Linked DNA regions of Mus musculus: region 1 is linked to region 2. Evidence: chromatin loops called from intact Hi-C (ENCODE). Cell type or tissue: left cerebral cortex. All regions are shown on one strand. Links, peaks and the distances in the headings refer to the core of each region. The heading gives the core; the rest is flanking DNA. Region 1 overlaps Glis3 (GLIS family zinc finger 3). Region 2 overlaps Glis3 (GLIS family zinc finger 3).

Region 1 (15,506 bases), core at 3,772-11,771, 71 kb before region 2:
ATAGGGAAAAATATAATGATTCCGAATGATTGTAAATTTAGTATGGAATGATGCGGTCGCAACAGAGAAAGACCATAAAACAGTGCATCTGACGTTATTTTCTGAGAACTGTGGTTTTTGTACTGACAGTGACTTAGATCATGTACCAGTGACACCACACTTACAGCTACGGTGTATACAGCATTCTGCCTCTGTGACCATACCTATGTTTCTATAGGCAACTGCACTGAGAACCAAATTATTTTTTCTTTGCTAGAAAAGAAGAGTTTTACAGTTAAGAAAACTGTGAGCTATTTTGAAAGTAAAAGAAAAAAAAAATCAAGTCAACCCATAGTGTCTCCACCTGAAAATAGTCACCACACAGTAGACACTTGGTACTTATCATTTTTGTATTTAAATATGGAAATGCACTATAAAGCTGAAAAATGCTGTGGATGCCATTTCATAACCCGTCTTCGTAACCTAAAAGCAGGACACGATTTTCTTCTTGTATTGTCACCTCGTCTTCTTCACCTTCATTTATAGTACCTGCTGACTAGTCTCCATTCAAAACCAAGATCCTATACTTGAACATTCCCATGTTTTAGGAAATTATCAGAAATTCTGAAATTAATAATCTTGTGGCTCAATGTCTATGCAAACCATGAAAAATTCATAAGGATAAATTCCTAGAAGTCTAATTGCCAAGACAGAAAGTATGCATAGCCTTAACGTTTCCAGGGGATCCTGACAAACTGAGAACCGTATCTAGAAAGGATTCTGACAGGCTGGCAGGTGTCCAACAGATGACAACCAAGCAGTGCACACATGTCCTCATGGCAGGTTGAAGGGGCTGACTAGACCCAGCCTGAAGCAAAGAAAGCTCGGTAAAGAAAGAGGAGTTGCTCTCCCAGGAAGAGACTGGCATTTTGTACTCGCCTGCTTGCCTCTCATTTAAAACAGATCCGACAACAGCACAAAACACCTTGGGGAAAGGCTAGTTCCTGCGCTGGCTATCCGCCCATCTCTGCTTCACCAGCACGCCTCTGTGCTGTGGGGTGTGATGACAGAAACTGCCAAACAATTCCCCTTCCCCAGTAGGCTATCAGGGTCTACTGTCTCCTCAGATGAGTACTAGAGCTCTACATGCTAACTGAAGGAGAGGAAGGGAGTGTTGGGGCGAAACTGAAGAAACCTTCTAAGCCCTCTGAGGGCTTTGCTCACGCCAACTTCATGTCAATAACGATTCTTCTCGGTGGCAACACGGGCCTTCATTTTGCCATTTCTCCAGTATTCCAAAACCCAAGCTCTTCAGCCATGGGTCCTGATACAATGTCTTCCCTTTGTTTCTAGCTCAAGAGGTTATGGCTGCTTCCTGGAGCTCCTGGCCGAGAAAAGTCTTCACTCCTTGCCAGTGGCTCCTTGGCATCTTCACGGTTAAAATGGCTAGTGTGAAACAGCCTCTTCATGACTCCCCACTGGCAGCCCCTTAATTGGTAGGGTTGGGGAAACTGAGAGAGAATTATCACTAAGACACTGTACAGGAAACCCTCGGACTGAAGGGAAGTTGAGCCATATAGGCCCTCATGCCCAATGTAGCATGTGAATATGAGAAGCAGCAGGGTGCAGACTTAAATGTGGCTATGAAGCATCCCCAGCAGCCCCGTGTGATCCTATCCCACATCCTTCTACAGCATCTTGTTACTGCTCCCCTTTCCTTGTCCCATACTCTGAAGGAATATCAAGCACATTCGAGGTCCCTTCAAATCTGTGCATTCAAACTTCTTGTGGCACAGAGATCTAGTATAATCTAAATCACCTCAAGCAAATCAGAAGACACCTGAGGCCCAAGATTCACATGCCATTCCTATCCTGAGATCTGGTCACCACACAAGGCCAGGCAGAAGGAAACCCCATCATCACTTTGGTAGTGTCTTTCGGGCCAGCCCTTCCTCTTCTTTCAAAGGCTTCTTCTATCTTGGCTATAAAAGGGCTATGGTAGCTTAAAGTTTGGCAAAGAAGTTTTGACTGCGGGCTATACTTAGTCTCACAAAGCTACTAAGAATGGGCTTAGCTTCTTTATAATTCAGGGAAGGGACTGGAAAAATAGAAGGAAGCTGTACTTTGACATGAGCCCCACCCACCTTTTTTTCCTAGAAAAACTACCAAGCTCTTTGAAAGAAAAAAAAAAGTTAAAAGAAAAAGGGAAAAGTTAAAAAAAAAAAACCCACTTGGCTTTGAAAAGTCTGCTCAGCAGTTAAGAGCCCAACACCCATGTCAGGCAGCTCACAACCACCCATACCTCCAGCTCTAGGGGATCAGATGCCGCTTTCGGCATTGAGGATACCTGCCTACATGTGGCACACCGTCACAGCTGTACACACATACACATCACTGAAAAAGATACATCTTTATAACCATTTCCTTCCTTTTATGAAAACTACAACTTTATCTCTTCAAGTAGCCAAGTTTCTGCAAAAACTGAACTTTGTAGCATGCAACAGCTTCCTGAAGATGACATTTCCCAGCAAATGAGGGTCACCCGCACTCCTGTTTCACAGTGGCTTGCTTCTAGCTTGTCCTCTTCTATGGTCCTCTGAAACAGGCCCATGCTGCATGTGAGGCAGAGTCCAGATATTAAATCTCTGCTGACAATGTAAATTGCAAGTGCATTCCTCTTTGTATCGTCTCAACAGCTGCCAACAAAAGGTGGTGAACGGGAAGTTTAATAGAACTATTCTTTCTTCAGAGAGGAAAAGTAGAATTTGACTTGCTTAATAACCCTGATCAAAGCCAAATTAGGAGAAAAGACTGCCTAAGACATGTCACTCGCACATGCTGTGGGAGAGACACAGTCTTCCCAAACTCCTACAGCATCTGCAAATAGCAAAGAAAGCAAAGAGGAGACCACACATCAGGGAACATCTGCAAAGCAGGCGGAACTGCTGGACGGGTGAGATTTTCTCACCACCTATTTAGTGAAGGGCCTCACATCAATGGTGTTCCAGGCTGTTTCAAGATCCTCCCATTCTGTCCCTCTGCCTTTGGGACCCTGTTAAATGTCCAAGCCAGCAACGACATGTACCCTCAAGTGCACGCTTGGAAAAGCCCACCCTGTGTAACCAGAAAACTATAATTAAAATGTTAGCCTCAGCTTGCAGAAATAGCACGCTTGTGCTCTTCCAAAAGACCTAAGTTCTATCCCCAGTACCCACATCGGACACTTCATAACTGCCTCTCATTCCAGTTCCATGGGATCAAATGCCCTCTTCTGGCCTCCATGGGCACCTGTATTTGTATGTCATCACTCACAAAGATGCTTACATAGAGACACATAAGCACAATTTTTACAGAAATTCAAAATCAGGAAGAACTTCATTTTTTCTTTTGAAAGAAATAATAATAATAGTAATTATAATAAAGCACTTCAAAATGCTTCATAAATACTCAAAGCTCCCATCCCATCAGAGAAATTCAATGAAATATGGCTGGAAACAAAAAGAAAGTGAGGACAGAATACTCTTTTGAAAGAACGCAGAAAGGAAGGTACTGAAAGCTATTTTACAAAGAGAAGACACTGAACACTCTCCTGAAAGACAGAAGACACCCATAAGCATTTAGGAAATCTACGGATTATCCATTTGGACAATACTATCAAAGAACTGTCTTCAGGATTCTGCCTGCTTGCGAATCCCAGTCAGTGTGCCTATACTGGGCCATTGTAAGGCTTGGCCTTGTGGTTGGAGTAGAACGGTGTTGGTACAATTGTAAATCATTCCTCCATCCATGTGCTGGATGCTTCATGTGTTATCATATCCCTCTTCTTTGTCCCCAGGGGGAGTATTCCCTGAGCACCAGAGTTCTGTGTCAGACGCTGTTCTGAGCAGTTAGACACAGGTAGAAACCAGGATCTAGTATTGAAAGTGTTCGACTTAGCATTAAAATACACAGGGAACAAAGTCATTCTAAAGGGAAGCAAGCTCGCCTGCTCACTCTTAGCCATCAGCATGACCTACCCGAAATGTTGATACTTTGTTTTTCATGGGCTTTCAGTCCATACTGGTGACTTCAAATGTTACATTAAAATACTATTTACCTTAGTGACTGAACCTTTAAGCACCCTGTTCCTGGACCTGACCCTGACTGGTAAGTGGTTGGAGTCTGTCAGAGTTGCCAAATGGAAGAAGTCTAAAGACATTAAGGTTGTGTAACAGATATCAAGACTGAGAAGAGGTGAAGGGACAAACAGCGGCTTTTTCAACAGAAAAAAAAAAGCCTCTGAGGCTGTTTTTAATGATTCATTAATACAAGCTCTACCGTCCATTCACCCCTGAAGAAAAACACCATCCAAAATGGCTCCTGCTAGCCACTGTCCTCCACGGTGTCAGTTTTCTGAGGCACAGATTTTCTACACTGGCTGGCTGGCCTTTTTCCATGTAAGTTACAGTCTGCTCCACAATTTTAGGGACCATGAACTGTGTGCTTAGCTCTTTGTGGATTAACCAGCAAGCACCCTATGTAATGCAGGACAGTTGCTAAGATCCCAGCGTTGAGACCCAGAACACCACGGGCAGATAGACCTGGCGCAAAGACACTGCACTTAAATATTAAGCATCTGTTTCCTCTCTCCCTGACCCATTCAACCCCAGCTGCCCTGTTGAACAGACAACTAACTATCAGCGGAGTGGGGCAGGGGTGGGGCACAGTCAGCCAGGTGTGTAATCAATGAGACTACATTTCCCATCTGCCTTTGCACCTATCTTTGGCTGAATGCCTGAGTTCTGGGCAAAGGGCTTGGAGCAAAGGGGCTTATTTGTGGGAGAACACTAGAAACAAACTAGTATTGCATTGTGATTGTGTTTAGCCGTTGCATAAGAAGCAGTAGGTTGATCCTGTGGTAGCAACACACCTGTTGTGACAAAGACACTTTCCCAAGTAGACCAGCAATCTTGCTGTCCCTGATGGATCTCTAAATCAACAGCAGCAAGCTACATGATTTCCCACTTGGGGCTCTTATGTATGAGTGTCTCTACCGCAGATACCAACAAAATAACTGATAACGAATAGCTCTTCTCTTAAACTCTCAACTTGAAAATGAAGGCACAATATTCCTAGAAACTGCCGTTAATTATGATCAGCAAATAGAATGATTCACACGTCTTCAGTGCTACTTCATGTGCATAATCAGCTAATAATCTAAACATCAACAAGAACCCAAAGACAGAGGACGCCTCGGAACGGGAGCTCCAGATGCGTACTCGAGTTTTCCTCCGGAAGATTTTTCTAATACATGCTGGTGTCTGAGGATATGTTTGTGCTCCGTGCACATCACAGTTGACATCCTGTCAAAACCAAGGGAAATAATTGCATCCCTGAGTAAGGGTATCATGCAGGCAGCAGTTTCAACGTGGTACGGCTTATCCGTGCCGATTTACTAACATCTCACTGTATACAGCCATGTGTGCTAGGAAGAAAACTTCTAGGTTCCTACCAAGATTCGGGCATAAAAACAAAATCGGTTACATCCCCAGTTCCACAGCCAGGAGAACAAAGGCAAAGGCATGAGGTGCAAACCTGCGCTTCTTCCCCTTAGAAATAAACGTTTAAAGAAATCAAAATCCTAAACGCTACATCTTTTTTTTTTTTTTTTGAGGTGGGGTGGGCAAGACATACGCCAGTTTGCTCAAGTCTTGAGGGAGAAGGAAAACAACCTATCTTATGAGATTATTAAGCTAACACTTCAGCAAGCCGCGGGCATGCTACTCATTTATTATACAAAACTGAGATCTCTGACAGTCCATAATTATGTGCTGCGAACTCTAATGAATAACTCGGCATCAGAAGGACTCACGAACTTTGATCAGTGTCCCGAGAGGCAGTGGGTCAAGATGAACCTTGAAATCTGATTAGCATCACCCATCCCTGTCCTGCATTCCAAAAAGACTATTTTTTGCCGCTCCTGACTCTTCACTTGGCTATTTCAAAGCATAATTCTGTCAGACATCTGAGAGCAATTAAAACAATATTAGTATTCACTTTCGAAACAGACTGAGGATGGAATATGCATGATTTCCTTCTTGTTTCACAACACCTCATTTGGCTCCTAAGCCCATGGTCATATTTTTAAAAAAAGTCCCATTTTAGAACCAGTACTGTATCCGATGAGTTATGGGCTGTAATTTGTAACTCATCCTCTGCAAAATGCCTATGTTTTCCTATAAAACACCAAGGTCTCAAGTAATGCTGTGTATAAGCTGAGTTATCTATATACCTTTTCCTCTGTTGCCCATTATTTTAAGACATAGGATTCAGAGTAAACTCTGATTTAATTGAAAATGGATCATTCAGAAAGGAATAGAACCATGATAGAACCATGCGCTTTTGATTCAAGGCATGCATGTGTGTGTGCATGCATGTTTTCTGTGTGTAAAACACATGTTCGTAGTTCTAAATGTCATTAAGCAGCAATGGCAAAAACGTGCCATTGCTGCAGTCCTTGCTGCACTCAAGGCAGACATTACTAAGCGATACTCTACTATTAACCAAGGCTAATATCTACAATCCTGTCATATGCCTTCAGCTGCTACAGGAAACATGGGTTTAAAATCATTTCAGAAACCCTATGTCCAGCCCTGAGTTTGACTTAGTATTAATGAATGTTTGAAATAGGTAAAGATATTAGGGTTCATGTTGTTCAACTGAAGTAAGGAAACTGAGAAATGACAGCATCCACACGATTTTTAAAGGCCACACAGACAAACGCCAGGATTTCTTTCTTTGAAATCTACATTCATTTTTCTTGGTATGATTTGTGTCACTGAAGATACATGCAAGGTTTAAGGGAAAAGGAGCTCAGAGAATTAGCTGGTGTGTTTTACAAGCCAACTCACCCCCAAACAAATGCTAAAAGGGGGGAAAAGAGCCATAAAACTCACTCCCTGTGAACTTGTGCAAGGTCAGTGTGAAGGTCACAGGATCTTGCCACACGCACCATTTTGTTTTATCAACACTGTCTGATTTCACTTGCTGATTCATGCAGTAACCACAGCGCGCGCGCGCACACACACACACACACACAGACACACACACACACACACACACACACACACACACACACACACACACAGACAGAGAGAGACAGAGACAGAGAGAAACCCTTTCTAGGGGATGACGGTGCCCATATCTGACCACTCTAGATTTGTTTCTGCTGCAGGAGATCTCCCGGCTCCCCCGAGGCTCACAGAGGATCATTCTGAGCCAGACATCCAGGGTTCGGGGTCCAGTTACTATGTACACGTACAAAATACAATGGTCCCTCCAGTAGGTTGAGCTTAATAAAACGTGAGTGCTTTTAGTCATTAGCATTAAGATAGACAGAGAGACAGAGTGGGGACATATTCCAGTAGTAAAGCATTTGCCTTATATATGGAAAGTCCCCATCATCACAAGAACAAACACCCACAGAACAATCCAAAGTTGTTTAAGAAGAAAGAAAAATCAACTACAAAGTCTTCCAAACCCAGCAGCTCATCACATACACACACTAGAGAGAGAGAGAGACCTTTCTAGACTCCCCTGAAATTTCAAGCTCTCCTAGATATTTTTTCTCTAACTTGAAGAACCCTTAATAGAAATTGGGAGGGGGGTGGAAAGGTAGGGCCAACTGCTAGTGCTCTGATACAGAAGCCTCCAGCAGGTTCTCGGTGGCAGAGGAAAAGAGCCACAGGAAAGGACTTCACCCAAGCAGACGAGGAGGAGCAGCTGGGGAGGAGGTGGAAGTGGGTGACAGAGATAGGGAGCCAGAAACAGAGCTGTGAGGAAGAAGGGGAAAAAAAGGCTGAGCATCGAAGGGTGGTGGTTAAAATAACTCATGGTAACAGAGTGCTCTTTGTTAGCATACACTGCTCTTTGTTATCACACATTACGGAACGTTATAAACAACAGAAGCCGTACGGCGAAGCTGTACAGCAAGCTCTGAGCGCCGGTGACCTAACAAGCTCTCTGGCTCCTTCCTCCTGCACAGCCACGCTGTTTACAGAACACCACGGTAGGACTGTGGCTGCTAACTGGTACATCCCTGTCCACTCAGAGCAACGGTCCGTGATGCTTGGCACCATGTCCTCTACAGAAGCCTTCTCCATTCCTCCTACCCATGTTAACATCAGAGGAGGCAGGCAGGCCTGGGCCCATCTGTGATGGGGAGCATCACATTCTATAAGCAAAGAGATGCAAACCTTTATGGAACCTAGTTCTGAGGAAGTCCAAGGAAAATGATATGGGGTGGATTTATATTCAACAGAAATGAGAGGACAGCTTGCTAGGGAAGGCAGGGGACAGACCATGTTCCGTGGCAGAATGTCCCTGGAGGTGGCTCCACCGAGCTTTCCCATCTCCCTACCTTGACTCCTCCTTTCAGGCTTCAGACTATCAGCATCCTCTTGCCTCCTGGGGCCTATTCAGCATCACACTAATCAGCAACCCAGGGGTGAATTCACCAAACAGGTAACTTGAAGAGAGGTCTCACCAACTCTCTTTCTTTTCACTATCTGCCTCAGAGCCAAGAGTGAGAGTCGGTGTTCCCCGACTTTCCTTGGGACTCCACTCTGCCATTAACTTCCTGCCAAAGTCTTTTCTCCATAGAAATCAAGGCTACTTCTCAAGCCTAACGTCAACAAACTAACACCACGGTAGCTACCCAGCTACAGAAGTGCTCAGCCACGGAGGAGGAGGCACTCCCGTGTTCAGTTCTGGCCACACTCACAAGTTCACTTGACTCCTGTCATTCCGGTACTCTGGAATCACTTCGGCATTCTGATGGCTTTGAAACTGACCAGTTTAACTGCTGACTTCTCTGTCATGTTCTCGTATCACTTCCTAGGCTTCAGTTTGGGAATACTCTGTTCCTCTGGACTGCCGGCTCTTTCAGCAGTAGAGCGTTTGTCTAAACTCAGCTGTCCCTGCTCAGCAGGTCCACAATACCTGAGGTGGAGGGTGTCTTCATCTTCAGAGCCTGCCCATTGCCTTCGTATGCTCACTCAGGCTTGCCTGCTTCTACTGCACGCAGCCCTTTCTGTACCCTGGCCAGCTGCTAAAATAGCAGCTGTCCTAGACGATGGCAGCTTCTCTGTCCCAGCCTTCACGTGGCGTTAAGAACTTTCCTTCCCTGAGACAACTGCACTATGTGCCCCTACTATGTCTGTATTACATCATCTACTTCCCTCCACCCTTTTTTATGGCATCTAACCTTTATAGGATCATAAGATTACTGTCTCTAAATGTGTGCCTGCATCTCTAGACATTTATCCATCACTGAATAGATCCTATTCAAGCATACATTTTCTTTTTTGTCAAGTTTACTTATTTGTTGTATGTATATGAGTACACTGTAGCTGTACAGATGGTTGTGAGCCATCATGTGGTTGCTGGGAACTGAACTCAGGACCTCTGCTCGCTCCGACCCCCCTCACTCCAGCCCAAAGTTTTATTTATTATTATGTGTAAGTACACTGTAGCTATCTTCAGACACACCAGAAGAGGGCATCAGGTCTCATTACGGATGGTTGTGAGCCACCATGTGGTTGCTGGGATTTGAACTCAGGACCTTTGGAAAAGAAGTCAGTGCTCTTAACCACTGAGCCTTCTCTCCAGTCCCTTCAAACATGCATTTCCCACTCTCTATCTGAGTACAGAGCTCTTTGAGCCCAGGACTCACCCTGCCTCTATCCTTGGTCTTGTTAAAGAAGCTTCACAATGGGCCAAGCCTCAGCTACACTCTCTGTGCTGTGCCTCCAACTGCATACAGGACAGCAGTCCGCCCCTCCCTCCCGAGTTACCAAAGCAAACTTCCCTAATCCCCACTGTCTCAGGGAACAGGTAATACTAACTTTCATATTGTACTGGGAGTTCTCCAAGGTCAAGATTCCACTGTGGGCACAAATCACCAGAATCTAACATGGCACAAATGCAGAATGCCTTTCTCATTGAATTAAACTGAAATTGGTGAAATTGCAAAAAGATCTTTTAGAATTAAATCCTTAGTAATCAACTAGATGAAGGGAGTTCTCGGCAAGTGAATGTCTTATTTTCAATGCACATCTTTTTGTGGGGTTGTGGATTTCTTTCCCCACGTGTCCTGTTGAGTGAAAAAAGGAGAGGGCTGGGCAGTTTGTGCCTGGATTTGAGGGATCGTGAACTCTGCACCATCCCTGCATAAAGCTATCTCCTTTTGATCTCAACCCCCACAAAACGTTACAGACTAACCAACCGTGGACTATCTGGGAGGAGTCTCACACTGGGTCACGTCTCCCTCCATCAGGGATCCCAGCTCATCCCCATGGCCTCCACAAACTGACAGCCATCTCCTGCCATTTAACAGATGTGGTTTTCCTAAGAAATGGCAGCATTTAAAATGAGGAAAATCCACAATTATATTTATTTGAAGCCAATAAACCAAGTTGATGAAGAAATCTAAAATACTAATAGGTAAAAAAGATAACTAGATTTACCGTGGCTCCACTGAATGCCGAGGCAGTCTTTTTCTCTCTTATTTAGAATATGGATAAATATATTTTTTTTTACTTCCCAACTTACATTAGCAAAACATAGTTTGAGTGAAATCTCTGAATATATGTGCATCTGAAATGCATGCAGGGCCACGACTGCCTGACCAAAAAGTTTCTGAGGTGAAACACAAAATGGAAAATGGATTCTGAAAGGCCAGCCTTTCGTGGGAAAATAATCAACAATTTCCTGGCAGACTGAAAGTCCAGTTTCTCTGGACCATTAAGTAGCCTGTCTGAAAGGCCTTGCTTCAGAGAAGAGCAAACAGGGCAGGGTGTAGGTTTAAAATCTATTCGTATAAACAGGGACATTAAAGCTGGACAACTGGACATTACAGATGGCACAGTGACCACAGCAGAGAGGCTGAGGATTGCTGTTGAGTACGGGGACAGCTTGGGTTACAGGTGAGTCACGGGCAGCTTGAGACACTATAAGAAAGAAAAGAAGAAAAAAAAAGGAGTAAGTGACTAGGTAGGACAAGACATGGGAGGAGAGGGGGAAGAGGGAAAAAAGATAGAAGGGAAAATGGGGAGGAAAAGATGAGACTAAAACAAAAATACAAGCTGGCAAGATGGCTCAGTGGGTAAGAGCACTGACTGCTCTTCTGAAGGTCCTGAATTCAAATCCCTCAAAGATGCATCCCTTAGTCATGTCAGATCAAGCTGACTGGAAAGCCTCGGCAGTATTTCAATATGCCTGGGTGTTTACTTTATAAAGTCCCATTCCCCTAACTGGAGAATTCTAGGCCACGTTAACTCAATAATTTGTTATTCACTAAACTATCCTGTAGGGTATTCCTTATTTCATTCATTATTTCTGCCAACATCTGGGCTCTTGGTTAGATATAAGTGTTCCAATAAACAACTCTATGCAACCTAAAATTCCAACCTAAAATCCCAACTTACAACACCAGATGATGACCAGGAAACAATGGAGAAGAATGTGGGAGGAAAAAAAGTGGGCTGAGAAACAGGAAAGGTGTGATGGTTTGGATCTTTAATATCTTTCAAAGGCCCACATGCAGAAGGCTAGCTGTCAATCTGGGGTGCTGGTGGGAGAAGGTGCGAATGTTGGCAGGTAGGGCCTAGTACAAGCAAGTCTGACCACTGGAAACTTGTCCCTGAGAGGGATATTGACATGCTGGTCTTTTCCTGTTTTACTTCCCATGCAAGATGAGATCAACCTGTGTCACACCGTCCCCGCCATGACGACCGCTTCCACAGACCCAATGGAAGTGGAGCCAACTGACCATGGCCTGAACCCTCTAAACTGAGGAGGCAAACTAAGTCTAATTTGTCACAGTGATAGGAAACTAATCCAAGATAGGCCATCAGATTCTTAAAGGGGTGAGTGCGACACGGAGTCAGTCAAGCTAGGTCAAGAGCAGCCGCTAGGTTTTATGGGATTCAAGGGAGAGGATTACCGGATCGTGGGTCACACAATAGGGGAATGGGAAAGGTTGAGATTTGAGAAAGAGACTTAATGGAACATAATCTTTCTCTACCAACAACCCTGTTCTCTTGAAGACAGCCATTCTCTCCTCTGCTTTTCCTCATCCTTGATGGTAAGAGAGTCAACAAAAGCTCCCCTTCACACTCAACTATCTATCTATGCTACAGCTAACCTGAGCTAACCCTCAAGCGGCCCACACAAAAGGAAAGAGGTACTGATGGGCCAGAGAGCTCTCATTCCCAGTTCAGCGACAGAGAGCTTCATTAGCTCCTCTAACCCCAGCAACAACTCCACAGGGCAGCCACTGCCATCGCCTCTCCTCAGCCTAAGACCGGACGCTTCAAGAGTGAAGTAGTGTTCTCGGTATCAACAAAACCAAACCTAACCAGCTCCGCATCTGACTCTTCTGCTTGATGTATTTCATAGCCACCAACCCAGGCTGAACAGCAATTCTCCATCTTCTTATGATTTTTGTCTGTAACAATGATATATCTGAAAGCAAAGCAGTAAAATGTTTTAAAGAAAATTATGGAAGAAAAACAAAAGGTAAGTCTGTTGATTAAAGGATCAGATAGACTGTTCCTTAATACTTTCTCTGAATCATCAAAAGTAACTTAAAATCTGTATTTTTACATAAAACTAAAATAATCAGATGATTTTCTGTTAATTAACTCTATTTAGATGGAGGTAAATATACGTGTTTGGTTCCTCTTCCCTACCAGCTGTTAGAGACATAGACAGAATCACTCCCACACCTAGTCCAAAAATAGTTTCAACTGAAAGGCCATTTGTATCATTAACTCATACACATACAAAGTTAACACATTCATTCTATGAATAATTCTGGGACTCAAGTTCTCAATGGCTCTTTCTTTAATTCAGTAACCATTTTTGAACAGTGGGGCTTGGCTCTGGAAATTGACTCTTATTTAAAGTTGGTGGATAAGGGTAAGCTAAAAAAAAAAAATCACCTTTTCTCTGCAGTTATTTTCAGAGAGAGGCTCTTCCCTCCCCAAGTTTAGAAAAGTTATATGTGATATGATCTAGTCCTCCAAGCATAAGCTGTAGGGATGAGGGAAGCAAGAGAGCTTGTGAACTAACCTGGACAATGAAACGAAGAGTGGAGTTAGAGAGAAGATACTCCCACCCACTCAAGACTTCTTAAAACTGTCACCACAGCCCTTTCGAGGCAGGGGCAACCTGCTGAATTTCCTGCCACCTGGTGCTGCCTGAATAGAAGGGTGTCTCTTCCAGAAGTTAAGGCACTAAAGGGAAAATTCTTCCAGAACTGAGAGGTGGGTAGTCCTGTTGAGTGAAAACAGTCATGCTGATAGGACATCTGTCCTGGAAGAAGGAACAGAGGAAATTCCAGTCTCCAGGAAACCCTGAGTCCGAATGGAAGTGGGATAACCTGATATCATATCTTCATACTCCATCAAAGGCAGTATGGCCACCTCCACTAGCTTCCCCTTTCTAGTGGGACTTTTTGTTGGAAGCATTTGTCGCAGGTGTGTGCTATGCTGCTGGTGGTGGATGTGAAGTACCATGCATGATCAATGCCATCAATATGATCTTCTCTTTGTGTACTGACTGTAGTCAACATGAGCATTTTATCAGGACGGTGTCCCAGGAACCCAATGGGGCCTGATTACAGCATACACTAAATCCCAGCAATCAGACCTACTACTCAACCAAGGGAGACACACATGCATACTTCCAAGCTGTGAGGCTTTCGTGTACACGTCACGCCTGACCTCGCTTCTGTTCCAGTGGCCTACTTGGGTGTTTGCTGCATCATCCTTACTGGTTTGTATGTGTCAGAAATAGTGCCTAACTCTTGAAAAGCAGGGGTCTCGGCACCACACCTGAAAGGCCCGTGGATCCTCCCATCCAAGAGGGCTCTGAATAATTAAAGAGCAGTTTCTTCAGGTCAGAAACATGATCATAAACTCAAATGTCGTTCTCTCAGACCTCCGTTTCTCACTGATACTAAGGAGGACCCCATACTCAAAACACAGTACGCGCTTTTGCTCCGATGCTAATTCCTTTATGCAAGTCTGGGTAATGATTGCCTTTAAAACTCTGCAGTTACACAGAGCACCGCCATTTCCCTGACCTTGGGATATTCCTAATGACCTGTCCCTCTGTGACAAGAATGACTAACGGGGACAAAGAGGGGCTCACTGGGAATAATGAATGGAAGGATGGAAGATAAAAGACAGAGGAGGAACACTACTCACACTCTCCATGAGCAAGATCAATATGCAGAGTGATAGACATGTAACACATCACTGCATCAACCAACCCTTACCCCTGAACAAAGCAAACCACACAACCCAACTGGCTGCTGAACCCAGGAAATGAATTCCCCTGAGAGAGTTACTGCATGGGAATGGAGGCCTCTGTAGCATTTCCTTCCTTCCAATAGTAAGTTGTACAACGGGACTGTAGAACTTTCACAAGGCTCTAAATCCAATCGATTCTCTCAATTTATTTAAATATGCTCTCCCATCAATTGCTGAAGCATCCACCTTCATCTTTTCACTGCCTTTGTATAGTTAAGAGTTACAATCAAAGTTGGGATACAAAATTCCAGGGATCATGAACTCATTTTCCTGGAAGCTCACCCCCACTCATGTCCCCCAGATTAGCACTCATATATTACCAAAAGTATTGGGAAACTCTACGTAAAACTCTTATGTCCAGGTCAGAATGTGCTAACCCAGAGGTTTTCGGGAGTTGACTCTCCAGGACACACACCATAAGACCACCCAAACCACTGATGTTCTGCAGATCAGAATTTGTCCCCAGTAGACATCTAGTTCACTCTACTCTGTCCCACGATCTTAGGAAGGATGTACAGATGACACTGTCCTGACCTCTGGGGCACAAAGGGACAGGTGAAGGTGAAGGTTCTCAAATCCTATGTGATGCTACTGATCTGCTGAACCAGCGCTGGGCCCTGGTTTGGTTTTCACTGTGTTTGCCAGATCCATGTTCTGCGTGGCAAGCCAGCATTTAGCTATGTCTGATCACTTCCTTCTCCTCTGAGAACGTCTCAGTGACTTCTGCTGTCCCAGGGGTGAAAGTGAACGCAGAAATAGTGAACGCAGAAACAGTGAACGCAGAAATAGTGAACGCAGAAATAGTGAACGCAGAAACAGTGAACACAGAAACAGTGAACGCAGAAACAGTGAACGCAGAAACAGTGAACGCAGAAACAGTGAACGCAGAAGAAACAGCACCTGAATGGGCCGGGCAGAGGCTGAAAGGGCAGTTTCCCCACTCCATGGTTTCACAGCCCACAGCTTGAGAAATCGCAGTCCACTGGGGTGCGCGTACCTCAGCGATGCTTCTGCCATCACACTATAGGACTAGCAACAGCCGAGAATGAGGGCACAATGCTCACGCCATCTCCCTCTTTTTCATCCGACACTGGGTCATCTCACATTGTCACAGTGAAATAGGCAAACGGTTCAATAGCTCTCTTTTGGATACAGTTCTCTTTCTGAGAA
Region 2 (15,506 bases), core at 3,500-11,499:
CTGCAGAAGCAAAGAGGGCTGGAGACTGCTGAGCCTCAGTCACATTTTACACAAAGAGATGGGGGGGGGGGGGAGAATTTGCCCATGTTCTTAAACCTGAAGTTGGAGAAGAACCGTGATTAACCACAGGTTTCAATAGAACAGGGCAGGCTTGCATCTCTGCCAAATGTAAATGTGCCATGAAGCCAGCATAGGGGTTACTCTGGAACAGCAAGCCCCTTGCAAAGAAGAGGAGAAAAGGTTTCATTTGAGCATATCAAGCTTGACAGAAGAGTTTTTTTAAAAAGATTTCCATCTCAAAGGAAGTTTACAAGTAGTGGGTGAGGCTAGGGGCTCTTCTTTCCTGGCATTGTAAGAACAGCAGAACAATCATCCAATTAGCAGTTATGGGCTGAGGGAATTCCTTTGCATTGTGGCCTTACTTTCTTTGTCTTTTGCTCTAAAGAAAAGCTCTGCCTTCAGGGGTCTGGAATAATGGAAGGGATCCTCGCTGTGTCAATGAGTTTGGATGGAGCCCCTGGCACGGAGACTTCACTTCGCCTGGTAATATAGCATCAGAAGCAACTGTCCCTAGTTAACCCGCTCTTATTCTCTCCAGCAGGAGCAGCCCTGGGGGAGACAGAAAATGGGCGTCTGGAGTGAAGACACTCAGGCCTTCTTATGCCAAATGCTTGCTCACAGGCCTAGAAAAATTAAAAATATCACATAACCAATATTGAACTCCATTCAACAACTACTTGGGAGAGGCCCAGTTCACATGGGTCTTTCAAACCCTCCCAAAAACTTTATCTCTCCCAGACAAGCCACAAGTAACACATTTCTCCACAGCCATCAGAGCCTCTAACAGTCAGACTTAGGAAGCTGGTGACCATCGTTCTTCCTGTATCCCTCAACCATGAAGGACACAGTAACCCTGAGAAAGCAGAAATGTAGCCCAGTCACAGGAAGTACTTTCTAGAAATCAGAAGGGATGGAGGACTCTTTGTGAAGCACAGAGCTGTTATCTTTGGAAGAGATCAAGGAGGACCAGGTGCTCAGCATACAGCAAATGATTCAGGATGGAGAAGAGGGAGATGTCTAGTCTCCCTACGTAATGTGAAATGGGGGTGGTATAAACTTAACTTCTCTAAATCATACAGACAAAGAAGTAAATGAGTTACCAAATCCCTCCCAGCTTAAACATGTCTAAATAAACACTGCATTTACTCTTCTCATCAAATTAAATTTCAAAAGTGCTATAAAAGAAAATTAAATTTAATATGATGACAAGACATAACATACGTGACATACACAGTAAGTTTCTTATATACAATCTATTATAAACATCAAAAATATAATTCAAAAAATCCAAATTCCCAATAACAGCATGTAATATAAAGAATGCTTCACTGTCTCCATGAAGATATAAATATAGATACATACATGTTCCTAGGAATGAAAAATAAATATAGCAAAGAATGTTGATGCTTCTAACTACTTTATAGTTTACTGTAGTTTCATCTTCTGCATTATTGATACTTTATTGGAGGGAGGTACACTGGGTGGCAGAGGACGTTGAGAAGGACCGGTTAAACTTATTACAGAGCAGATTCGAAAGATCATGACCTCAGATATATAATAATTAGCACATGAGGTCATTATAAACTAATAAGGAAAGGGATCAATAAAAAGTGAAAGGGCAACCTGTGACACAGCTGAGTGGGAAAGGAATGTTGATTTTCCATTTGCGTTATAAATGTTTCTGATGATCTGCTGCTGAGGTAGAAAGCCATTTTGTAACTTGGCATTCTCAAAGCAATAACATTGCTTTCTATGGCTCTCGGAATTGAATGGTCTGTGTGGAGTCTCCTAGGGCAGTGCAGTCAGATGTACCTGAAGGCTGGATGGATATCTAAAGCCACTCCCCTCCATGCTGCCAAGGATGCTAGCTGTCAGCACTGGGCTCAGCTGGAGCCACAGTGGGAGCACAGGGCCATGGCTCATGACTTGGGCATCTCACAGAATGGTGGCCATTCCAAGAGGTGGAAAGCGGAGCCTTTCATATCAGTTAAGGACCACGCCATTGGGGCTTGAGAGATGGAAGTGGGAAGCAGGAAGTGAGCAGCAGGGCTGGGTGTAAAGCCTTTGCTGTACCAACATTGAGATCTGACCTCAGAGCCCCAGCACCCATCTAAAAACTGGACGCGACCACTGAGAAAGCAGAGACATGTGAGTTTGGGGGACTCACTGAACAGCCAGTGGAGCTAAAACACTGAGTTTCTGATCCCATGAGAAATCCTGTTTCAACAGGTAAAATGAAGAGGGATGGAGAAAGATGTCTAATGTTGTCCTTTGTCCTCCACATATGCAAGTATGGATGAGTATGCTTATACACACACACACACACACACACACACACACACACACACACACACACGAGGGGGGGAGGGGGAGGGGGAGGGGGAGGGGGAGGGGAAGAGGGAGAGGGAGAGGGAGAGGGAGAGGGAGAGGGAGAGGGAGAGGGAGAGGGAGAGGGAGAGGGAGAGGGAGCAAGCCAAGCTCACTTCTGCTTTGTTACTGGCCACACAAGTCTCAAGACCCACCAAGGTTCAGAAGGCAAGACAAACAGACTCTTTTCTTGGCTGTGGAATAGCACAGGGAGTGGGGAGCCATGGCTTCTGGCATCACTGGCAAACACAACCCCAGGAAAATAAAAGGCAAAATATTAAAAGCAAAATACAAAGCAACAAAAACAGAGATGCATTTGAATTTTTATTTCCTTTGCGATACAGTGACAAAATAAACACTATTACTATAAAAAAATATGTTGGCTTAATCAGGGTGACAAACAGAATTAAAAAGCTAACATAAGACTGGGAAATTAAGTAGAATTGTATATAAAAGCAATGAAGAGTTTTTATAAATCAGAACTATCGACAAGAATTTGAGGCTTAAACAGTTCCTAAAAGAAGGACCCAAGAGATGAGACAAAAATAGACAACATTATGCCTGCAGGTTGAGCTGACAGTGTAATGTGTGATATAAACCTATTGGGAAGGAAATTCTTAGCATGATAAAGGGTATTTAGAATATTCATTCGGCTCTGTAATCTATCTTGAAGAAATAAATGAAGGCTTACACCATCACTTAAGTGCTACTTACAATGATATAATTTTAATTTCTAAGAGTCCTTGATTAAATAAGCTGTGACTTCAGTACAATGCACGTGTTGGAAATTCTTCTGAACTTCAATTTTTATTTTTAAAAAGAACACTGAAGTACACACAAATTTATAACACATTATAAGGATAAGGAATATGAAACTTTAATAGAGTAAAATCAAAATGTATACCCACATATCCGCAGTCTAAAACTATTAATGACTCTTATCTCCCTATCTATGATGCACTAACAGGTCACTTTATTTTATTCTATATTCAATATTATAAAAGCTTTTACAGTAAACATGCAGACATTGATTTTTAAGGGGAAAATGCTATTTAAAGAAAAGAAAAACCAATGTAATATAAAGTAAGAGACTAACAAGGTCACATGCTATCGAGTCACTGCCAAAAGATTAAAAGCAAGAGAAGCACAGCCCTGCAGCCGGTGACCTGGGAGTCACTGACCCATCCCATGGCCCGTTCATCAGCAGCCAAGTCACTTTCCCAGGCACCCATCCCAGTCATGGCATAGATTCCTATGCAGTTGTGCAGTGGTAAAGCTGCCAGCTTTCTTCTCCCCAGATCAATAATTCACCCATTTGTTTTCAGTGCTGAGCCTTTTTATTTTGCTTCATTATTGTTGATGATGATTTGGTTTTTTTAGGCAGTCTTGCTACACAGCCCCATCTGACCTGGATTCACCAGGAAGTCCAGCTTGGCCTGGATCTCTCAGTCCCCCTACCTTAACCCCAGTGCCAGGATTATACTCACTTTCTACCATGCCCTGTTTTCAAATACAGTATGTATTGGGGGGGGATTCAAACAACAAGACATCAGCCACTAGCAATCTGTTAACTAAGGTTTCTTGGGCTTGCAGCTCTTAATTAGCTATAATAGCTGCTGTTTCTTCAGAAGGTTCCTCGCCCCTTGCCTTTCAAAGCATGCTGAACAACTTGTGAAAACATCAACTCAGGCTGCTGGGACTCAAGTTTCTGAGCCATGGATGGGGTAGAAGCTAAGCACCTGTGTCCACACGTCCCCAAACAATATGGACTAGCCCTTCTGAAAACCACTATTCCAGATCATTGTTCCCTACTCCTCACATTAGAAATGTATTCTTTTGCTTCTATAATTTTTGTCATGTATATTTTTCCCATATATGGAAGTCAGAAGACAATTTGCTGGAGCCAGTGTGTTCCTTCTGCCACAGGTATTCCAGAGATGAAACTCGGGTCATAAGGCCCGGGCCAGCAAATGCCTTCACCCTCGAGCCATCTCACCAGACTAAGTAGTAGACTACTAGCAATAATAATTGTTAATAACAATAATAATGGATAGCCTAAGTAAACTTCAGAATCTATCACTTCCGTTTAAGATGGAGCAATACATTCAAAAAGCAAGCCCAGCTAGTGTAGGCATGGTATCATACACCAGTAATCTTAGCACTAAAGAAGCTGAGGCAGGAAGATGGCATGTCACAGACCAGCTAGTTTAGTAGACCCTGTTTCAAATGAATAGAGACACAAGCCCAGCATCGTATTTTTAAAATGACCATTTATGCTGTAATTCTCAGCCAGTTTTCTTGATTGACAAGCCTGACATCCTTCAGCAACTATAAAGACGCGCTTCACTCTGGTCCCAGGCGAGGAAATAAATTCTTCTCAACATTCCTAGGGAAGGAGTCCTCCCTCCCCTCCTCTCCTCCCCTCTTTTGTCCTCTCCTCAATCTTTAATGGAGTCTCAGTCCTCCCCAATGAGACCTCTCCTTCCCACGCCTATTCCTCTTTTATTTCTCTCAACATCTTAAGTAGCATATTAGGCCCACCTTGAAAACAAGGTGAACTTGATAGAGTGAGGCATCCTGGGTCATGCCTATATAAGGAGCGTGTGACTGCTGTGTAAGAGGCCTGGATTAGATACAGGGAAATGGGAAGCAAAAAGCCTTCAGCTGAGAAGTGACTGGAACACAGTGGCTTCAGGAGTAAGCAGGTAATATGGCTGAAAAGTAAGTTCAGACCTGAATTTTATGACCATAAAACCTTCAACCCCCCGGGAAATGAGCTGAAATACCTTCTTTTGAGCTTTACTTAGCATCTGTCCGTGTTAAGAAGAGCCCTACACACTGTGGCTGTGGGTCAGCTTCCTTCAGCCTGGACACGCCCATTGTCATCTTGAAGGAAATCTGCTTATCACCACCATGAGACTTTATGAAACCATGCTCCTTAACAAGGGAGCAGAGGCTGAACAAAGCCACAAACCTTCCCTTCAAGACCCTCACAAGGGCCCTCTAGCCATCCTGAGCATGGCAAACATGGCCTTGGTAGGCCTTTCCCTTCCCTGCTATTTCCTAGGCCTTGCCAAAAACCGTTAGATTGAATTCCTAAAGCTAGCTACCAAGGTCGATCCTCTTATTTGGCCACTTCCTGCTGCTTTAGGTTGTTCCTCTCCTCCCCATGTCTAGCTAGCAAAGTACTGAAGTCCAACAATCAAAAGCCACTTTTGGCTTATCCAAATTAACATGCTCAAATAAAATTAAGTATTTCATCCTAACACAGCGTTTCCTCTTTTAACTTTATAAACCACCATTTGCCTGTAGGCCATGTCTATTTGCTCTCTATCGAGAAGCACTCCTTTCCCCACATCTAAGGACAAAACTCCTTCCCTGTCTCCCTTGATCCCTTGCCCTTCTACTCCATCCTCTATCTCCTGTCTTTGTCTCTTATTCCTTGTTTGTTTGGGTTTTTTTGTCCCTCTAGAACAAATAAATCTCGTTTGTGTTGACAACTTGGTCTTGGGGTGTCTGGTGACAAATCCTGGTCCCTTCAGGTCCTCTTCTCCCCAACATTATGCAAGAGGAAACAATTCACAGGAAGCAGGAGCCTCTGGTGGTACAACTCTTTGTCAGCCGCCATACTGTGGATGGGATCCTGCAGCAGTTTAATCGGCTGTACAGTGACAAACTTCCTAATAGCCCACCCTTTGAGTCACCCATGATCACTACTACCTCAATAAACTCTTTTGGTCATCAAAATGGATTGGTACATTGTGGTAGTTTGAATATGTTTCGACCAAGGAGTGGCACTATTAGGAGGTGTGGCCTTGTTGCAGTGGGTGTGGCCTTGTTGCAGTGGGTGTGGCCTTGTTGCAGTGGGTGTGGCCTTGTTGGAAGAAGTGTGTCACTGTGGGGTGGGCTTTGAGACACTTCTCCTAGCCAGATGGGTACTAGTTCTCTCCTGTCTGCCTTTGGAACAAGATGTAGAACTTTTGGCTCCTCCAGTCCTGTGTCTGCCTGGATGCTGCCATGCTCTCACCTTGACAACAATGGACTAAACCTATGAACCTGTAAGCCAGACCTAATAAAATGTTGTCCTTATAAGAGTTACCTTGGCCATATGGTGATATCCTAAAATGCCCTTATCTATGAAAAGGGCCCTGAACGTTTTTGAGAGAGGACAGAAGCAATTTTTTAGGAAAGAGAAATAACAGGATGGAAGTCTACCAAGTATCTGAGACAAACAAGGAGCTGAGCATGGCTCATTGGTTAAGAGTACTTACTGCTCCTATAGAGGACTACTCTAATTCCCAGCGACCACATGGGGTGGCACATCACCATTATCTGTAACTCCAGATCCAGAGGGCATCTGATGCCACCGTCTGGCCTCCATAGCCATCTGCCTTCATATGCACAAACCCACGTAACTACGAATAAAGATTTTCATGTATTTGAGACAAACCACCTCCCTCCAACATGGACATAACTTTTCTATAGAAGGTCCTAAAATCTGTCCTCTGCTTTAGCTTGTACACTCTTCCACAGCCATTCCCAGAGTTCAGGGTCAGAGCCAATAAGAGCCAATAGCATCAACTTCATCAAGTAATTTACTGGACATGCAAATTCTCAGGCCCCACCCCAAGCCTCCTAAATCAGAACTTCTGGAGATAGAGACATCATCATGTAAATGTTTTCAGGCCCCTGCAGATGACTGATGCACAACCAAGCTTGCTTGCAAAGTTTTGCTCAAACATCTTTTTGCAGATCTTGCGCCTCTGCTCCTCCCACACACTACAGGCTTTCGTGCCTTGTCAATTGTCTCCATTTTAAGTGAGTATTTGTCTTACATACCTGCAGGATTCTAAATCTCTTACAGAAAGGTAAATGCGCAGTACCCATGACTGAGCAGGGAGACACTGACTTAGGTGGTGAATGCCAATGTCAACGGCCCTATTTACTTAAGTCACCTGCCTCACAAGCTGGCATGGCTTGCCTTCAAAGCAGGCCTGGGTGTTGCATGACTCCTGCATTCTCAGAGTCCTTTGCAGAGCATGTTTCTGTATGCCCTAGTTTCAGATGAAAAGGGTTTACATGAGAATCCCTGCTGTACAAAAAACAAAAAACAGTCACATGGGTGTCTTTTAGCATCCTGCATCTCTCTCTTTGGGGAAAGGGAGAGGGGAAGTTGGGAAGATGAATATTTTTTAGAACCAGGGAATGATTTACCGCTGAATGAAACAGCATAAAAACTTAAATTGAATGTGTGAAAAGAATATGCTGTTTTTACTCTTCTGAACTCTACTGAATGGTAACCTATGAGTCCCACAGAGTTTGACCTAACGATCCTAGGCACATTCACAGGAATCTAAATGGCTGCTTCTTCCTGTAGTTCACACATTGCAGGAGGCTTTACCATCGTTTTGCCAAAGCCTCTATAAGGAGGGAGCATGTTATCAAAGATGTCAGTGTAACCAGGCACGATTGATAAGCACACAGCCCACATCACATATGTATTCTGGGAGCCTTTATCTGCACTTAATTAGTTTAGCTCTTGCTTTCATGGTTCATTTAGACACCTCATGCTTCATTAAGTATCAATAAATTTTATCCTTTAAAAAAAAAACCTTTTCAGTAGAAATATGAAGTGTCTCTTCAAGTGATAATCTTGTTAATGGGTGTGTATATTGCAAGTGTGTCTCTCAGGACTGACAAACCCCAACTGCCACGGCTGCAGTACCCTGAAGTAATATGCAAATCGTATTCTATAGTTTAACATGCATGCCTCATCCACACATATTTTCTTACAGTAGAACAGGGAAAAAGCCTTTCTTTTCTCTTCCAAAAACGATGCATCTTTTAGGTTTCTATTTTTGTTTTGTCAAGAATGCTACTTATGTTTCATAAGCTTCTTTTCTCCATTGCATCAATTCCAAACTCCTTCTTATTGGGAAGACAGAAACTTTAAGCAACTTCCCACAGCATAAAGTACAGTTTTCAATCATTGAGTGTTCTTTGCTTGATCAATCTGTCCAAAATGGGCAGTGGTCAGTTACTGCGATCTGACCCTCTACCCTACCAGAGTTATTTGGACCAGACACACGTTGTTCTAGATATGGAGGTTGGAGCAATGAGAAAGAGCATTAGCACAGGAGCTGGACCGCCAACTTCTCGTGACTTCTGGGGCATGCATTTCTCCATTCTGTGAAGATGACTTTACCCTGTGTAGCTGCCAAAGTCTGTCACTTAGTCCTGAAACTCACACAGTCATTCATTCTTTTTTTTTTTTTCCATTTTTTATTAGGTATTTAACTCATTTACATTTCCAATGCTATACCAAAAGTCCCCCATATCCACCCACCCCCACTCCCCTGCCCACCCACTCCCCCTTTTTGGCCCTGGTATTCCCCTGTACTGGGGCATATAAAGTTTGCAAGTCCAATGGGCCTCTCTTTCCAGTGATGGCCGACTAGGCCATCTTTTGATATATATGCAGCTAGAGTCAAGAGCTCCGGGGTACTGGTTAGCTCATAATGTTGTTCCACCTATAGGGTTGCAGATCCCTTTAGCTCCTTGGCTACTTTCTCTAGCTCCTCCATTGGGAGCCCTATGATCCATCCATTAGCTGACTGTGAGCATCCACTTCTGTGTTTGCTGGGCCCCGGCATAGTCTCACAAGAGACAGCTACATCTGCGTCCTTTCAATAAAATCTTGCTAGTGTATGCAATGGTGTCAGCGTTTGGATGCTGATTATGGGGTGGATCCCTGGCTATGGCAGTCTCTACATGGTCCATCCTTTCATCTCAGCTCCAAACTCCGTCTCTGTAACTCCTTCCATGGGTGTTTTGTTCCCAAATCTAAGGAGGGGCATAGTGTCCACACTTCAGTCTTCATTCTCCTTGAGTTTCATGTGTTTAGCAAATTATATCTTATATCTTGGGTATCCTAGGTCATTCTTTCTTTCATTCGCCCATTCATTCACTCACTTAAAACTGTATTGCTGAGGATAAAAACTCCTCCACTGGCACTTCCATACAGTATAGTATAGACAGAGTGCTCAATAAAACACGGAATGAACACGGGAGAAAGGTCATTCGAAGCGAAGGTACCTTCCATAAAGGCAATGCCATAAGCAAGTTGAACAATGGCTGTAGATTGACAGGTAAGACTTGTGGTTCACAAGCCGAACTAAAAATAGTGAGAAACAAAAACAGCTGTGAGAGAATTGGAGGGAGGAAGGAAAGAGTCTCAAAAATGAAAACCAGTTAAGAATAAAGACCACACAGATAAACTGAATGAACAAGAAGTCCCAAGATGGTAGGTGGGAGCACTGTTGCTGGATAGATCTGCCTAACTATACAAAAGAGTCTCACAGAAAGAAGGGCTTGAGACTCACCTGAGTTCATAGCTCTTGCACATAGTTCCACACCTAGTGCATAGTCCACAATATGGGTTTAGTGAAAGATCTCAGGGGACCAACTCCCAGAGACAGGAATGACAGATACACTGGAGATGCTCATATCCTTTTGTATAATTTGTCTTTTTCTCGGTCCCCAATTTTAATATCACACTTTATCCATTCTATACAGAGATAACTCACTGGAGCCCCTCACATGCTAGAGAAGGCTTTTCCATCTGCTTTTACAGCAGAGCTAATAAATTGTGTGGTGAGGGCGTCCATGTGTTTTCACTGGTCCTTGAGTGGCTAACAGTGAAATGTGTGTAGGGGGCAAGAAGCAGCTCAGAGCATAAGCAGGAAGGGTCTCAAAAGGCAGCGCAGGCCTGCCTCAGTGTTCATGTAAAATGTCCTTCAACTCAGCCAACAGTGGATAACCAGGAATGAGCACTAATATTCATAATTGGGTTATCGCTGTCATCGTCAACTCTACTCACAAAGTAATATAAATGAACTCTCACAGTGAACTTTATTATCATGATGGATGAGGAGAAAGCGTAAGAAGGGACAGCCTGTTAGGAATACTTTCATTTTTATGCTGAAGCACATTCCAGTGCTTCCAAATCCGGCCTATCTGCTTTGCCTGTGGTAAACAAGAGGCAAATTTTGAATAATGGATGAATGATGTCTGCTTCCATTTCCTCTAAATAACGTTTGGTGATAAAGAAGACCTCACCAGGTTGGCTCTGACAGGCCTCAAGACCACCTCGCCAGGTTGGCTCTGGCAGGCTTGGAGTCCATTATAAATGCACACAGCCAGGGTGACTACATTGGATATGTGTGGGAAACACAAGCTCGCTGGGCTTATGCACACCAGTAAAAATTCCAAAGGGGTCTGATGCCAGGAAAATGCCTTATTTTGTCAGAAAGTACATCTCCCACACAGCAGCAGGTCTGCCATAGCTTGAGCCACATGTTAAAAACAAAGCGAAGTGACACGCGATACGGGCCTCACTGCCTGATGACAGAATTCACGAGCTGTCTTCGCTCCGAGCTTTTCTGGAACAAACCGAGTCCGCACAGCCCGAGCCTGCTTGACGGTTGTGCCTTATTATGAACAAGTTTTGCTTTCTGCAAAGCCCTTACCTAAAGCATCTCAGGTGGCTGAGACTTGTTTCTTACTAGGATTTTAAGATTTACCTCACTTATAAAAGTCTAAAATTCTAAAGAACTTGGTACCTTCAAGTCTACTATACAGCTAAGCTAATACTCATCTATAGGTATTTTTTTTAATTTCTGAAATCAAGCAGGTACCATCACAAGTGTATTTAATCAACTGGGCCCATCTCCTCACAACCACTGTGTGGTAACTAGGATTCTGTATCTGGGACCCTGGTTACCCACGAGATACTGATTTTATGAAAGTCAAACATTAAAATATTGTAAGCATCTTTTGGGGGGGTGTTTTTTTTGAGACAGGGTTTCTCTGTGTAGTCCTGGCTGTCCTGGAACTCACTTTGCAGACCAGGCTGGCCTTGAACTCAGAAATTCGCCTGCCTCTGCCTCCCAAGTGCTGAGATCAAAGGCATGCGCCACCACACCCGGCAATTATAAGCATCTTTCATCCAATTCTGTCTCATTGACTTCTGACACTTGTTCTGAACATACACCAATTGAAAAGAGCTTTTCTGTACCACAGAACAAGGATCCAAGAGGACACTGGGCGTCCCTTCATCCTTTCCCTGTGTTTTCCTGTCCACCTGCCTTTCTCCCTGACATCCAACCTGACTAAAGCAAGGTATCTTTCTTGCTGCACTGTGTTGATGTTCTGAGGCTAACCTAACAAAGGTAGCCCAGAGCGGGCAACTACAGGCAATAGAACTTCACCTCCCTCAGAGCTCCAGAACTCCTAACTCCTTGGGTTTGCTGGTTGTTTTCTCTCAGAAGGCAGTAAGAGGGTATCCTGCTTGTCTCATCCTAGCATCTGGAGGCAGCTGGCTTGCTTGCTCCTTCCATCACAACAACTCTCCAGTCTCTCCCTCTGTCATCACATCAGCTCCCATCCAATGTCTTCTGTAGTCAAATGGCTTTCTTATGGATGTGCCTGGATCCAAACACCCCTCATTTTTATAATAACAACCATCACTGGATTAAGTCACATCCCAATTCGGTATGATGACATCTTTTAATCTAACAATATGACAAAGACTATTTGAAAAGACAATCACATTCTGAAATTTTAGGTAAGTGTGAATCTGAGGGATGGTGGGACTCTTCATGGTCAACCTAAATATGAGCACATCTTTTCAATGCCACCATTTCAAAGGACTCTGAAAAAAAAATCTTCCAGTGAAATACCCAAAGAAAGAACTCTGAGGACAAGTGTATAACTCAAAGAAGTAAACTAACAGGAGACCTATCAGACAGGAGTTCTAATCACAGAGGACTGAGCTATTAACTGTTATGCCAGTTGCCCAAAGATTTTGCCAGGTAAATGTACCTACACAGTGACATCAAAATAGTTTTCCTGAACTAATCTCTTCTCTGGATCCAGATGTGGAAGTGGAAAGCCTCTACCCAGTGTTCGCCATCCAGATTGGGTTAGATATAGTAACATCTGTGTAACGTGTTAGAGACCCTGTACACACAATGTCATTATCTTGATGAGAAAAAAGAATGAAGTCTTCAAATGTACAGCAGTTCTTTCCAGATTAGACAGGGGGGCTAACATGTAAATGCAGGTATGCTTAGGTCTTGGATCCGAATCTGTTGTCTCGTTTTGAGAGCACACACACCCCTCAAAAGCGATTTCATTTATCCACTTTCTCATTCAGTTGTATGTTAGAACTATAAAATATCTTAGCTATCATCCAAAAATAAAAGCTTGTTTAATAAACGAACATGCCAGAAATGATGAGTGACCATGCCCAGGATGACAGGGATAGATGGACAAGCTGGAGATAAAGCCACCAACTCTTGGGTTTTGAATTCAACTTGGTAACATCTAACCATGCTGATTTCTACCTTCACGGTTAACCTGTATTCCAGAGCCAGTGTGGGATGCTGAAAGCCAGATGCACAGATTCCAATCTAGGTCTATCACTGACACTTGTAAGCCAGTCATTTGGGAGCTTAGTTAGCCTCCATGTTCACCATGCACAGTTAGAAATCTCCCCAATCATATCGATGCACAGTGCCTAGGCTCTTACAGAACTGTTGAGAAAATTAAATACACCCAGAACAGAAACTCAGCAAGTTAGCTTGTAGTGATTTTGGGATGATTAAATCACCACCATCATCATCATCATCAAAATATGAAGACAAAGGCTTTCATCACCATCCATGTGTGTTAGCCTTATTAGTTGTAAATCCCCAGTCAGCTGTTTAACAGTATAGCAATTTCCTGGCCCTTCATAATAATTAAATTTAAACTTATTTCATAATCTTCTTTACATCCATCTAATCCTCATGCCTTCCTCTAAACACAAATGCACAAAGCTCTACTTTCTGGTTTTAATTTCCCTGAGTGTGTGAGTTCACATTTAACTGCCTTCATCCAGCGATGGTGGGTCGATTAGTGTCCTTAAATCTAGTGATGTTAGCAGCCTAACCCTGACAAATCCTTGTTCTCGGCTCTCGTGACTTACCGCCCAGACCCTCAGGAAGGCAAACCCTGGGAAAATCATACAAACAGACCCAAATATTTGAAATCAGCATTGTGCTTCCATGCTTACGCCACTCTGAAAGCTTAGAGCATGTCTCTTTCGGTTTTATTCTTTCATTAGCCCAAGGCTTGCTAATTAATTGGAATTTCCCAGAGCTTTTGTTGCCGTGACAAAGGCAAACAGCGCAGAAGCTCATTTCTTCCTGTTGAAGAGGGCCCATCCACCCTCCAAGAGGGCAGTAGACGGGATAAGGGGAGGATTAAGTCGACTTTGAAAGGGTCAGACTCTGTGAGTTCCTGGCCCCCTCTCCCCACCACAGCTGTCTTCATCTTCTCCAATACTGATTAATGAGAAGTGACGTCTCAGCCTTGGTGTTTACTCCTCCAAGAGAGAGGCTGATTCTCAGGCATTATGCGTGATCTAAAATTAGATGGCGAAGAACAGCCTATGAGTAAGGAACAAATAATACTGGGAAGAAAAGATGTTGTACAAAGTGTAAGGCTTATTTGAAAATGAAAAAAAAAAACATAATTTATGGATCAGAGAAGGGAGTAAAACCCAGATGAACACTTCCAAGCAAAGCAAAGCCCAGGCTTAAAAGAAACAAAACGATGCTTAATCTTGACAAAAATATCTCTGTTTAAACCAAAGATAGCAGAGCAGCTGGAAACTCCAGGGAGTGAAGGGGAGTGAAGAGAAATTCGGTCCAAATTCTGCTCCTGGTTTCCTTTTCAATCCGTCATCGTTGCTGGAGGTGCTGGGTTATTGGAACTTAGAGACACTGCCATGGCTTGTTTCGCTCACACTGTAAGAGTGTGGCCCTCACCACTGTCTTTACGTAACAGAGGCCGGAGGGGCTTGTGAACTTGGCTTGTTGGCTCCTGACAACATCAGCTCTTCTAAGTTCTTTTTGACAAAGACGCCTCCTAGAATGCCCAAAGTGGAAAAAATGCCATCTGTCCTTGTAAAAAAAAAATCATGTTATTTCCCACAGGGAAAAAACAGTTTCTTAGTTATCTGCTTACAGGTAAATGTTATCAAAAATGTCTCCCATGTTCAGCTCTTTACCTCTGGCACAGAGCTGGGGTTTATCATAGAGGAGCCACAAAGACCTCTAAAGTATCCCTACCTCCAATTGGTCACCTAAGGGTCCACCTGGACTTCAACAAATAACTGTGAGCCACCTGCACAGACATCTGAACAGAACCACAGACAGACAGACAGACAGACAGACAGACAGACAGACAGATGGCTGGACAGAGAAGACAGCCATGGAGAGAGCCTGGAACTAGGCTCGGAGTATATCAGTAAGTACAGAGTCTTCAATGCAACTGAGACTGCTAGGGGATCCAGGTTTGGAGACTAAGGGCAGGGTTGCAAGTCAGATCCACCAGGGTTTGGTGCTGCCAAGAGAGAGGGAATCTACAACAGACCTAGAGGGAGCATGCAAAGGTGGGAGTGTGTGCTGAGGGAGGGGTACAAGAGTCTACAAGAAGCAAGATGGAGGGAGTACCCACTGTCTAAAGACACAGACTCTGCAATGAGACCATGTGACTGCAACCCTTGGAGTCAACTGTTTACTGGACCTGGATGTCTTCCCCACATGGACAGAACTGTGTAAATCTCAAAACTTCCTTCCGGAATATGAGGCAAACAGCAACTGTTCTAAAGCAAAGTGCCTGACACGATACTATAGCATAAATCTTAAATATCCATCCAGAGGCCAATTTGTAAAAGTCATGGTTCCAAGAAGAAAAACATCCGTGTTTCCTAGCCTGTTCTATCGCTGAGAGATAGAGGAGCCTTTAAGAGATGTGGTTGGCACATTCCAGGCATACCCCTGAAAGGTTTATGGGACTCTAATCACTCCCTCCGTCTCTCATTCACTCTGGGCAGGAGGTAAAGTCTCCCTCTGCTGCATCCTCCCATCGTAGGCTCTACCTGACCACAAACCCTAACCTGATGGAGCCAAGTGGCATGAACTGAAACCGCCAAGAACTAGAGTCATAGCACATAACCTCTTTCTGTATCG

What was found. Peaks named below come from ENCODE experiments on the same cell type or tissue, not always from the same donor. Only the 100,000 strongest peaks of a DNase experiment are listed, where the experiment ranks them.
Region 1: a loop joins it to region 2, with 2.1 times the contacts of the local background. A loop is called at or near these places in 2 of 42 quality-filtered maps.

What each region holds. Positions count from the first base shown.
Region 1 is chr19:28,495,337-28,510,842 of GRCm38, forward strand. The region is part of intron 4 of Glis3 (GLIS family zinc finger 3); the gene reads right to left. Among named protein-coding and RNA genes, the nearest start is that of Gm35866, 140 kb to the left of the region's middle. In left cerebral cortex, for the core only: no CTCF peak of the experiment used is centred there; DNase peaks (open chromatin) are centred at 7,457 and 7,789; H3K27ac peaks cover 244 bases.
Region 2 is chr19:28,566,442-28,581,947 of GRCm38, forward strand. The region is part of intron 2 of Glis3 (GLIS family zinc finger 3); the gene reads right to left. Among named protein-coding and RNA genes, the nearest start is that of D930032P07Rik, 100 kb to the right of the region's middle. In left cerebral cortex, for the core only: no CTCF peak of the experiment used is centred there; DNase peaks (open chromatin) are centred at 7,270, 8,190 and 10,754; H3K27ac peaks cover 821 bases.